Regions from separate parts of the Homo sapiens genome. Here region 2 is linked to region 1. A link is an interaction called in ENCODE POLR2A ChIA-PET data of the cell type or tissue named here. Cell type or tissue: GM12878. All regions are shown on one strand. Links, peaks and the distances in the headings refer to the core of each region. The heading gives the core; the rest is flanking DNA. Region 1 has its middle 64 kb from the start of MAP3K8. Region 2 has its middle 13 kb from the start of MAP3K8.

Region 1 (2,917 bases), core at 193-2,692:
AAAGCACACTGTGTAGGTGACTGTATGCTCCACCTGTCTGTAAGTTTGGTCCAGGGCAAAGGGGATGTTGCTGTCAGCTTTTTGCATCTCAGACTTCTGCCAGCCTTCATATAGATCAGTTAGAAGCAGCTTCCAGATGCCTAGAGGGTGACTGGCTCCCACAGTGGTCCGGGACTTGGCTGGCTCTGTGCTCTGCAAACAGAACTGCACTCTGTGCTATCCAGAGTTCTGTGGATTCCCCTTTTCTCCATCATCCTCACTGGTCTACATTCTCTAATTCTCCCAGAGTATAAAATATTGAACGTGGGTTGCTAAAGATGGAATGTTTATGCCCTCCTCACCCACCCAATGAGCGGTTCACATGTTGAAACTGAATCCCCAATGTAGTGGTATTTGAAGATGGGGCCTTTGGGAGGTGATTAAGTTGTGAGTGTGGAACCCTAACAGAGAAGACTGGATGTCTATAAACAAGGAAATGGGCCCTCACCAGACACTGAATCTACTGGCACCTTGATCTTAGACCTCCCAGCCTCCAAAACTGTGAGAAATAAATGCTTGTTGTTTATAAGCTGCCAGATCTGTAGTATCTTGTTATTGCAACCCAAACAGACAAAGACATTGGCAAACCTTGGGAAGAGTTTTGCTCGATTAGCTAAAGTACATAAAAGGTCCCTGAAATAATGCAGCCCTGGACTCTGCGTAGAGGAAGATGCTCCAAGTTCTGCTATACTAAGAATGCAAGCACATCACACTCTTGCTTGGAGAGACTGATTTGTTTGCATATTTGAAAGTTGTAAGTTTATAAGATGAGCTTCTGGATTTGTTCCACAGTTTGTTCAAAGTTTCACTGCTTGAAAAGCTAAGATTCCATTTCAAATAGAGAAAAGGGGGTGTGGCCGGGCACAGAGGTTCACACCTGTAATCCCAGCACTTTGGCAGGCTGAGGTGGTGGGATCATTTGAGATCAGGAGTTCGAGACCAGCTTGACCTACATAGTGAAACCCCATCTCTACTAAAAGACAAAAATTAGCCGGGCATGGTGGCAGGTGCCTGTAATCCCAGCTACTCAGGAGGTTGAGGCAGGAGAATCGCTTGAACCCAGGAGGTGAAGGTTGCAGTGAGCCGAGATTGCGCCACTGCACTCCAGCCTGGGCAACAGAGCAAGACTCCCTCTCAAAAAAGAAAAAGGAAAAAACAGGGCGTGAGACCTCAGCTCTCTGGCCACCTGATATAAATCATTTGGTCAATCCAAGACCACAACTGGGTTCTAGCCAGTGGGCACAATAAGACACCATTGGAGTGAGTATGCAGGGGGAATCACTCTAGCGTGCAGTTCTGTTTGCAGGGCCAGAGAGAGAAATTTCCCCAACCTGCACTGGCCACTGTTGAGCTGTTTGAATGTACTCCAAGCGCCTTACCCTAACCACTTCCTTCCCTGCCTTCCCTTGCTTTCCCTGCCAATCTCAAAACACTACAGTATTAACACTTAAGACTTTGGAGAAATGAGAGGTCTTAATCTGAAAAAAACGATGCTAATTCTAAACTGCTGCACTTTTAATGAGCTATTTAGAACTAATAGCAATTTGAACTAATTATAATAGTTTAGCGCTGTTTGTCGAGTCTTGTGGCTGTAAAACCCTGAACACTGAACTGAGAATATGCTATGAGGTAAAAGAGTCACTGAATTTCAAAGCAGAAAGAGACTTCTCAGAGGATTTAGTAGAAGGCTGTTAATTCACAGCTGTAGAGACAGTCTTTCAAGAAGGTAAGCTGATGGCCTAAAAGACCCAGGGCCACTAAGAGTCAAAAACAGAGCAAGAGCATGGGTGCTTCTGATAGCTGGCTCAGCCCTATTACTTATTTTCTTTCTTTTTGTAGAGATGGGGTCTCACTCTGTTCCCCAGGCTAGTCTCAAACTCCTGGCCTCAAGCAGTTCACATGCCTTGGCCTCCCAAAGTATTGAGATGACAGGTGTGAGCCACTGTGCCTGGCCCCAGCCCTATTTCTACTACAATATGGCTCAAAAGAAACTGAAGAAAAGCTTATTACATTATAGTGCAGAATGGGAGGATGAGGATGGATGAATTCAAGTTATAGGTATTTTTGAAAATGAGATATAAGAAGTTTAAGATAGATTGATAAGCAATAGGGACACCATAAAGCTTTCAGCCTAGAGGATTTGTCCTAAAAATTTAACAAAATGCTCCCATGGAGGCCCATTTGGCCAGAGAATGTGAGACAAACACTGTCATCCAAGCAACTTTGGTGCGATGCTATCATTGCGTGCCCAGAGAGCAATAGGCCAAGCTACCCCCTTGTCTAGGACACTCTGATGCACAAGTACAGAATTCTTGAAAAACAGAACTCTGGATGGATTTGAAGGAAATGAGGCAATTGGAAGTCAGTTTGATATAGAACAAAGAGTCACAAACTTTGGAATTGGACAAAGTCAGATCCAAGGCTTACTACAGTGTGATTTTAACCCCTTGAATCTTAGATTCCTCACCTGTAAAATGGAATTAAGAGTATTCAGCCATGAAAATGTAAATTAGTACAACCACTATGGAACACAGTATGTAGATTCCTTAAAGAACTAAAAGTAGAACCACCATTCGATCCAGCAATCCCACAACTGGGTATCTACCCAAAGGAAAAGAAGGGATTATATGAAAAAGACACATACACATGCATGTTTTGAACAGCACCGTTCACAATTGCAAAGACGTGGAACCAACCTAAGTGCCCATCAACCAACAAGTGGATAAAGAAAATGTGATATATGTACACCATGGAATACTACTCAGCCACAAAAAGGAACAAGGTAATGTCTTTTGCAGCAACTTGGATGGAGCTGGGGGTCATTGTTTTTTGTTTGTTTGTTTGTTTGTTTTTTGAGATGGAGTCTTGCTCTGTCACC
Region 2 (2,917 bases), core at 251-2,750, 77 kb before region 1:
GTCCCAAAGTATCTCTCCCCATCCCATTCACTTCCTTCACCTTGTTCATTTCCTCTTGAAACGTGTCATAAATTGTGCACTTATGTGTATTTATTTATTTGTTCAGTGTCTCTCTCTCCCTGACAAAACTCTAGACTCCATGAAGGCCATTGAGTTTTGTGCACTGCTGCTCCCCAGCACCTAAAACTGTGACTGGCATATACTACACACTCAAATATTTGTTGCATGAACGGATAAAGGAGCAGAATTGTCTTTTAAACGATATAGTGGTTATTCTTTTCTTCTCACTTGCAAAGCTGATTTTAGAAGCAGGTGCCAGAGATAAAGGTTACAAAATCTTAATATCTGTGCTTTACAAAATCAGAACGATGTTCACTAAAATGTTGACAGCAATTATTGTTGATCTGAGTGTTGGGATTGGTGGGTAAATTTCATTATCCCTATTTTCTAGCAAGTCTTTAGTAAACAGGAATTGTTTTGAAATCAGATTTAAGCTTTTAAAAAGTATAAACTCTTGGTATGCTCTCTAATTTGCTGTTCTTCTGAGAGCAGTTAGAGCTATAATCTGTGCATCAGGATGGGGAGCATCTGAAGTTTCCCCAAATGTAACTAACTAGAGCCAAGAAGGTACATCTCAATATTCCAGTATCTCCTTCTGCCAGGAGGTCTCTGCACCCAGACTATGCTCTGTGAATCTTGGATCTGAGGGATAAAACTGGGGGACCCAACTGGGCAGCAGTTGACTTAGCTAGAACCACTCATGGTGGTGGGTTTCAGGCAAACAAGGATGTGGGAGGCAACTTGGTGTCAACTGAGGGCTGCATGCATAAGTGAGGGGGACTGGCCAGTGGCTTCATGGTTGACAGCAGCCCATGAGTAATGTGGGCTGTACCTCCAATACCTATAGCAATCCCTGGGGCCCACTGATGTGCGTAAGTGTCTCTTGAATGAGTGGGTGACTTAGCACCTGCGAAGTCCAAGAATATAGTAACCTAATGGCTATATAATTTTGAAGGCAATATATTTGAGTTAGAATTTTGGCCATGTGTATTATCTGAGTGATCTTGGACAAGTTACTAATCTCCAAATTTCAGATCCCTCAAATACAAAACAAGCCTTGTAACAGCAACTTTCAGGGTCACTGCATCAGGGATATTAACTGAGTAAATGAAAGTATGTTTTTCAAAAACATTTTAGTACAGTATAAATACATGCAATACATGATTTCACTTTTCTCCTATGGTTAGAGCTGTAGGTTAAGAGGTTTTGATATTATGAAAAGTAAAATGAAAACAAGATAGCTTTTCTTTTTTCCATTATATAATAAAGAAACCAAAGCTCTACGAGTTTAAGTGACTTGCCCAAGGTCACATGGACAGAAAATGGGGAAGCAGAGATTTGAATTTAAAAAGTGTTCTTTTCACTTGGTTAGTATTTCCAAGGAACAGTCCCTTCTTGCTTTCTGAAGTTCAGATTTCAGGGGCCCAAGCCTACCTCTACTGAATGAGAATTTCCTAGGTGATACTTATAAGGCAAATGAGAATCACTGGTCCTAAAACCAAGCCATCATCAGCATGGAGTTAAGATTCTGAGTGAATGTGCCCCCCTGTGACAGGCTGGCCATGCCCATAAGGGACTATCCTAAGGCGACAGCCTGCCCCTCAAGACAGGTGACGGATAATCTCCTCTTCCCTCGATTATGTTGTTGGAATAAGGATGGAGCTACAGTAACAACTAATGAATTGAGGCCACAGTCACCATTTATTGCCTGTGATTTTGCTACACAGATAGAAGTAAGATAGGCAGATATGCTATTAAACATTAGAAAAGGGCCAGGGGGCTGGGCACGGTGGTTCACGCCTGTAATCCCAGCACTTCTGGAGGCCAAGGCGGATGGATCACCTGAGGTCAGGAATTGGAGACCAGCCTGGCCAACATGGTGAAACTCCATCTCTACTAAAAATACAAAAATTAACCGGGCATGGTGGCTCATGCCTGTAATCCCAACACTTTGGGAGGCCAAGGTGGGTGGATCATGAGGTCAGGAGTTTGAGACCAGCCTGGCCAACATGGTGAAACCTCATCTCTACTAAAACAAAAAATACAAAAATTAGTCGGGCATGGCGGCGGGTGTCTGTAATCCCAGCTACTTGGGAGGCTGAGGCAGGAGAACTGCTTGAACCCAGGAGGCGGAGGTTGCAGTGAGCCGAGATCGTGCCACTGTACTCCAGCCTGGGTGATAGAGCAAGACTCCGTCTCAAAAAAATAAATAAATAAAAAATAAAAATAAATAAATAAATATACAAAAATTAGCTGGATGTGGTGGCAGACACCTGTAATCCCAGCTACTTGGGAGGCTAAGGCAGGAGAATTGCTTGAACCCAGAAGGCAGAGGTTGCCGTGAACCGAGATCGAACTTTTTTTTTCTGTCTCAAAAAAAGGGCCACACTTTGGGAGGCAGGAGGATCGCTTGAGGCCAGGAGTTTGAGACAAGACTGGGCAATGGAGTGAGATCCTCTTCTCTAAAAAAACTGTAAAAAAAAAAAAAATAGCGGGGCATGGTGGTACGTGCCAGTAGTCCTAGCTGCTTGGGAGGCTGAAGACAGTGGATTGCTTAAGCCCAGCAGTTTCAGGCTGCAGTGAGCTATGATCACCACAGCACTCCAGTCTGGGTGACAGAGTGAGGCCTCGTCTCAAATAAATAAATAAATATTAGAAAACATAAAGTAGGTCAAAAGTACCAGAAAATACAAACTCTGCCCATTGGCAGTGGTGTGCTAGTAAATACTTAAGAATCAGCTTTCTGAAAGCCCTGCCCTGATGTGTAGTATTTGCTGATTTCTGTGATGTAAATTCTCCCACCACGACGTATTTCAAGTTACCAATGCGAGGCCACAGAATGCAATGTTGGAAAGAG

The links. ChIA-PET counts read pairs that join two places held together with the same protein. Peaks named below come from ENCODE experiments on the same cell type or tissue, not always from the same donor. Only the 100,000 strongest peaks of a DNase experiment are listed, where the experiment ranks them.
Region 2: POLR2A ChIA-PET joins it to region 1 with 16 read pairs; 15 of 35 experiments call an interaction of 5 or more read pairs at or near these places.

What each region holds. Positions count from the first base shown.
Region 1 is chr10:30,496,537-30,499,453 of GRCh38, forward strand. No RefSeq gene overlaps it. Among named protein-coding and RNA genes, the nearest start is that of MAP3K8, 64 kb to the left of the region's middle. In GM12878, for the core only: no CTCF peak of the experiment used is centred there; a DNase peak (open chromatin) is centred at 1,345; H3K27ac peaks cover 2,060 bases.
Region 2 is chr10:30,419,589-30,422,505 of GRCh38, forward strand. No RefSeq gene overlaps it. Among named protein-coding and RNA genes, the nearest start is that of MAP3K8, 13 kb to the right of the region's middle. In GM12878, for the core only: no CTCF peak of the experiment used is centred there; no DNase peak of the experiment used is centred there; H3K27ac peaks cover 1,737 bases.